Linked DNA regions of Homo sapiens: region 2 is linked to region 1. Evidence: read pairs that join two places in POLR2A ChIA-PET (ENCODE). Cell type or tissue: OCI-LY7. All regions are shown on one strand. Links, peaks and the distances in the headings refer to the core of each region. The heading gives the core; the rest is flanking DNA. Region 1 overlaps PLCB1 (phospholipase C beta 1). Region 2 overlaps PLCB1 (phospholipase C beta 1).

Region 1 (2,920 bases), core at 303-2,802:
TCTTAGCAAAAGCTTCCCTGAAAGCCACTGCCATTTATTGCATGTTTTTAATTGAGATTTAGTGCATCCCATAAATTGGTCACTTTTTATAAAAGGAATATAGTTCATTTGGGGAAACATATTTTAAAAATATTTTGCAAACACTTAGAATCTGTTTTTTCTGTATTAATTTATCCATCCAACTATCCATTCATATACAGCAAAATAAAGTATATGTCACACAGACAATGTTCATTGAACTGAAATCTCTCCAAGTATAAATGATACTATAGAAATAAATGGGTAACTTGGCTTATAAAGAGAGAAAGTAGATTCTGTTTACAACATACTTGGAAAGAGTAGTTTCTAAAGACATTAGAATATTAAAACTGGTTGGCATTTTATGCATCCCATTATAAGAATTAAAGTCAATATTACATAAGTGTTAGAAATAAATCCCTGCCAATAATCACTAATGACACAGAAACCAGGACAATCAAGACCATCCTGGTCAATATGGTGAAACCCCGTCTCTACTAAAAACACAAAAATTAGCTGGGCATGGTGGCATGCGCCTGTAGTCCCAGCTATTCGGCAGGCTGAGGCAGGAGAATGGCTTGAACCCAGGAGGCAGAGGTTGAAGTGAGCCAAGTGGAGTGCAGGAGCCACTACCTGCACTCCAACCTGGCGACAGAGTGAGACTCCATCAAAAAAAAAAACAAGAAAGAGAGAGAGAGAAAAAGAAAGAAAGGAAAGAAAGGAAAGAAGAGAGGAAAGAAAGGAAAGAAGAAAGAGAAAGAAAGAAAGAAAGAAAGAAAGAAAGAAAGAAAGAAAGAAAGAAGAAAGAAAGAAAAGAAAGAGAGAAAGAAAGGAAAGAAGAGAGGAAAGAAAGGAAAGAGAAAGAAAGAAAGAAAAGAAAGAGAGAGAGAAAGAAAGAAAGAAAGAAAGAAAGAAAGAAAGAAAGAAAGAAAGAAAGAAAGAAAGAAAAGAAAGAAAAGAAAGAAAAGAAAGAAAGGAAGGAAGGAACCAGGCCAACACATCTGGTGTAGCTCAGAAAATCACCAGAGCACTGAGGGTTAAAAAATTGTAGATCACAATACTTAGACAATGCACACTGACATGAAGTGACCCTGTAGTTGTGATGCATGACATGAGAAGCTCTGTAAGGCACATATATTATATGCAGAACTCAAAGTTTTCTTAGATTCATATTCTCAACTCTTGAAGGAAGTTATATGAAGGAGAAGGACTATCACTAGTATTTTATAAACTATAAAAATGGAAAAAGAAAGCTCTTCTTTAAATATGTTCATTTCAGTATTCTTTCAATGACAATTGGACGTTTCTAGAGAAAGCATTGCACTTGAATCCAGGGGTCCTAGATGTTCACAGCTTCTTGTTTGCTACATTATACCTGTTTTCTAGCTATTTTTGTAAATATCTGAAAGGCTTGCTCCTAGTGAAATGGCAGCTCCTCAGTGGGTGGGCCATATCTAATTCATCTTTCTAATCCGTAATTGAATAAATATTATTTGTTCTTACTTAATATTATTTTCATTATTATCTAAAATTTTTATTTTAAACTGTTAGTTTTTCATTAGTCTACATATTAACTGAGTAACTACTACATGGATTATGGTGGGCTAGTTGCTGCCCAGGGATTAAGAAGTTTAAAGAGGGCTGAAGATGTCTGTCCCCTAGGAGAGAGCTGGAAATGACACGGACTTAGAAGTGGCATAGGGATGAGGCTAAGAGAGAATGACTTGGGAGAAAGTGTTTAGATGAAATAGAATGTGGTTTTATTTGTATTTTGTTATGCAAAGAAACTATATCAAATGCCTTATTCTCTTTATTTATTTATTTTTTTTTTTTGAGATACAGTCTCACTCTGTCACCCAGGCTGGAGTGCAGTGGCAAATCTTGGCTCACTGCAACCTCCACCTCCTGGGTTCAAGCGATTCTCCTGCCTTAGCCTCCCAATTAGCTGGGATTAGAGGTGCCCGCCACCACACCCAGCTAATTTTGTATTTTTAGTAGAGACAGGGATTCACCATGTTGGCCAGGCTCATCTCAAACTCCTGACCTCAAGTGATCTGTCCGCCTCGGCCTCCCAAAGTGCTGGGATTATAGGCATGAGCCACCGTGCCCGGCCAAATGGCTTATTCTTTATGAAAAAAATCTCCATAATTCTTAAGTTGATGCCATTATTTAGAAGTATTTTAATTGCACTTATACTTGGCAGCTGAATTATTTTTAGGTGAAATTTTAACACATGCTAAATATGACAAAAATTCAGTCTTTTGCAGGCATTAGTATGATAGCTCAAGGATTCAGATCATGATGATAAGCTTTAGCAATTTCCATCCACCATACCTTGGCCACTTCTTCTTGGAAAGCCACGAGATTCAAATGGGAGATGTTCACGAGGTCAGGCCCATACACCACTGTGATCATGCGCTGCTCCAGGCGCCCGATGTTCCCCACATCCAAAAGTTCACGTAATTTGGGGTCCTGGGTAATAAATATTGAAAATAATTAGTCTATAACTAGAGATTCCAACGTGATAGCATAACTTCAACTTCTGTTGAGTTAGAATGATTTCAAAACAAAGTTGCTTTTATTCTTACTAGAAAATTGTAGGAGTTTAAGGCTCCCATTCCACAAATGGCCTAGAGAGATGAAGCAACTTGCCCAGAGGTAGTGGAGAGACAATTTCTGGCTCAAGACTATAGCCTGCAGTTAAGTGCTCTTTCTGTGATCCTATCACACATTTTTATGTGTCATGGTTCTCTATTTCCTTCAATCATCCCATAAATTGTGTATTGCAATGAAAAATCTCTATTCTTCTCCTTAATTCCTGAATGCACTAAGACAAAGAAGGTGGTTATTCTGAAATTAAAATATGACAATGCCTACGTAGGACTAGGGAAGAAACACAGCC
Region 2 (2,920 bases), core at 139-2,638, 89 kb after region 1:
AGTCTATTCAAAATTCTGCCTCCGACTGGGAGGAAAATTACTAACAGCTGGGTAATGAAGTCATATCTGTGTTCTGCAGCTAGCTGAAACCACCTTGTTCCTCTTTATCTGATCCAAATTGTACTACCACTTCAAAATGCAAAAGGGAGGGAAGTTTGAAAGAAAACTTGGATCTCAGAATTCTTGGTAGCTTCCAGATTTGAGACATTGCTTGCAGGTCAGTATTGATTCAAAACTTCTTGATAATTAAACCATTAAGTGAAGCATGGAACTAGTTATGTATTTTATCCAGGTAATGCTCAATAAATAAATACAAATTATTCAAAAGAAAAGTAAGTTATACATCTGATGAACTCTCATACATTAGTCAACCATGCCCACATTTCATTACTATCTTCCTTCCTTTCTTTCTTTCTTTCTTTCTTTCTTTCTTTCTTTCTTTCTTTCTCTTTCTTCCTTTCATTATCTGGGTTTCTTGGTCAATTATTCAATCATCACAGTCATTCAGTGCACTGTTTGTGAGATTTGGAGAACCAATGCAGTGCCAGACACAGAGAACTTCCATGTGCCCAGAAGGAGAATGGAGCTGAGCAAATCCTGGAGATTGACAACTCCTCTTTGCAAGTTATCTCGAAGTATTTTTTTCTACTATGTTACTCATCTGCTCCAAGGCTTTCAAAGGCTCTCTTCTGCCTGTGGAAGAAAGCCTAAACATCTTGGAATAGCATTCAAAGCCTTCCTTAATATTTGGAGAGCATTAGTGGCACACCAGCAGTTACAAAGCTACTATATGTTGAAACCCAAATACCAACCCAGGTGGGGTTGGATCTGAAGCCTAAATTCCTAATTTCTACTCATACAGCTCTTAAGCAGTCTATGCTTCACCTAGAAATGCTTAACATAGGTAAGATCCCCACTGTTTAAAATGGAAGGAACAGTGGAAAACAATTATGGTGTCTGTCCCTTCTCAACGTTAACGGAGGCTTCTGTATGCCTTTACTTTCTGGGTGTTTGTGCACATGCCACTGAGAGCCAGGCGGTTACAATAATAATAATGATATGCCTCATTGCATAGCAGTGGAAAAATTAGTAAAAAAAATAAATAAATACAGGGCATCAGGGCTCTAAATCACTGGCTTAGAATAGCCCTGGTAGAAGGTTGTATTTTCAGGAGTCAAGAAATAAGTCCTAACTTCAATAGATCAATTGTAGGTCTAACAATGTTGCCTTTATTTGCTGTCTGTCAACAACTGTGGAGAAGGTGGAAATAACTCTAATCATCAGTTATATCTGACATAACCTTAATCCTGTCTCTCATCAATGGGGGTCTGTGATGAGAGGTGTGCTCCAGTGGTTTGGAAACATTTTAAAGGAAAACTTAGACATGTGGAGTAATTTGAAAGATGGGAGGGAGGGAGTTGTCTGGCTGCTCTAAGTGAATTGGCAGGAAGGTTTGTGTGAAAGGTCCCATTCAGGCTGACAGGCACAAGGGGCAGACTTTCTGAGATATAATGTGCTTCTGATTGCTGGCTGACAAGGTATTTTCTTTTCTGTCTTCTAAAATATGCAAGATGTACCCATGTTGTGATTTACAACTGGGTTGGGTTTCAGCCACCTGTGAACCTTTGCAAGCTGCGTAGTGAGCTGCCAATGAGAGGAAAGATGTTCTGATAGACGCTTCACCACGTCAGAAAAGTAAAAAAAAGAGAAGTCCCACCCTGCTTTCTAGATGAGATGGTTATTGAGAAAGCAAGAGAATATCAAGTAATAGCTCATTCATCAGGCACCAAAACTAAATGAGAACTTCAATATAAATAAATTTTCCAGATAAATGAAAAAAAAGTGATGCAAACTTTCTTTTTTCTTTAGTATAGTATAATGTGTAGCATTTAACATCTTGAAAAATTGATATCATTCTTGTTAGCCTCACTGACTGTGTTGTCCTATGTTGAAAAGACACTGAATCATTTATTTTGATATCAATTATTAATTGATTACTTCTTTTGTCCAGCCTCTGGGCTAATGCTGGAGGTCAAATGGGGAATAAGACTGACAACCTCCAACCACATGAGGGTTGCTAAGACATAGAAAGCCATATGCTTAAATCCCAGTCACCTAAGCTGTTTATGTTCTCACTTCTGTTTATTTCCACCAGTGTGTTTTATTAATGTTACTTATTTAAATAACAAAAAAACAAAGAACAACAAATGGAAGAGAGAAAGGAAGGAAGGAAGGAAGGAAAGAAGGAAGGAAAGAGGACAGAAAAAAGAGAAAGAAGAAAGGAAGGGAAAGGAAAAGAAAGGAAGGAAGGAAGGAAAAAGAAAAAGAAAGAAAGAAAGAAAGAAAGAAAGAAAGAAAGAAAGAAAGAAAGAAAGAAAGAAAGAAAGAAAGAAAATAAAGAAAAGAGGCAAGTATCTACCCTGTTCCAAGCATAATATTAGGCACTGGGGGATAAAACAGTATAACAGTAAAGTCAGGTGAATATTTCCCGACCTCAAAGGGAGACGTTTTAACTTGTTAATCATCTTTAATTCTATGTTCCCAGAATCATGATTACACATAGAATCATTGCTAAATATATGTCCATTGGGTGACTGATCTGTCCTTGAATGAATGAATATGTTCAGGTTGGGAAAATATATTGTACAAGTTTGTTTGAAGTGTGTCAAAACCAGAGACAAATGGTTTTAAATTATTTTCCCCAGAGCATTTTTTTACTTGAGAGTCTTCAAGATACTAGGTCTTAGCATTCATATAACTGGTTCCATTTGTCATATAGAGTAAGTAACTGAAGAAATTGTTCTGTATTAATCCTAAGTTCCATTTATTCTACAGCTATGACAAACTGAAAATGAGAATTAAGGGCACGATGAAAATATTTGATTACTTTTTTAAGGAGAGGGGTAGTTAAGGAGTTAGC

The links. Peaks named below come from ENCODE experiments on the same cell type or tissue, not always from the same donor. Only the 100,000 strongest peaks of a DNase experiment are listed, where the experiment ranks them.
Region 2: POLR2A ChIA-PET joins it to region 1 with 6 read pairs; 2 of 35 experiments call an interaction of 5 or more read pairs at or near these places.

What each region holds. Positions count from the first base shown.
Region 1 is chr20:8,627,864-8,630,783 of GRCh38, reverse strand. It overlaps PLCB1 (phospholipase C beta 1), which reads right to left. Exons shown (of 32, transcript NM_015192.4): 4 at 2,353-2,490. Among named protein-coding and RNA genes, the nearest start is that of RNU105B, 200 kb to the left of the region's middle. In OCI-LY7, for the core only: no CTCF peak of the experiment used is centred there; no DNase peak of the experiment used is centred there.
Region 2 is chr20:8,539,091-8,542,010 of GRCh38, reverse strand. All of the region lies in intron 3 of PLCB1 (phospholipase C beta 1), which reads right to left. Among named protein-coding and RNA genes, the nearest start is that of RNU105B, 290 kb to the left of the region's middle. In OCI-LY7, for the core only: CTCF peaks have their summits at 1,307 and 1,507; a DNase peak (open chromatin) is centred at 1,590; H3K4me3 peaks cover 1,614 bases; H3K27ac peaks cover 2,500 bases.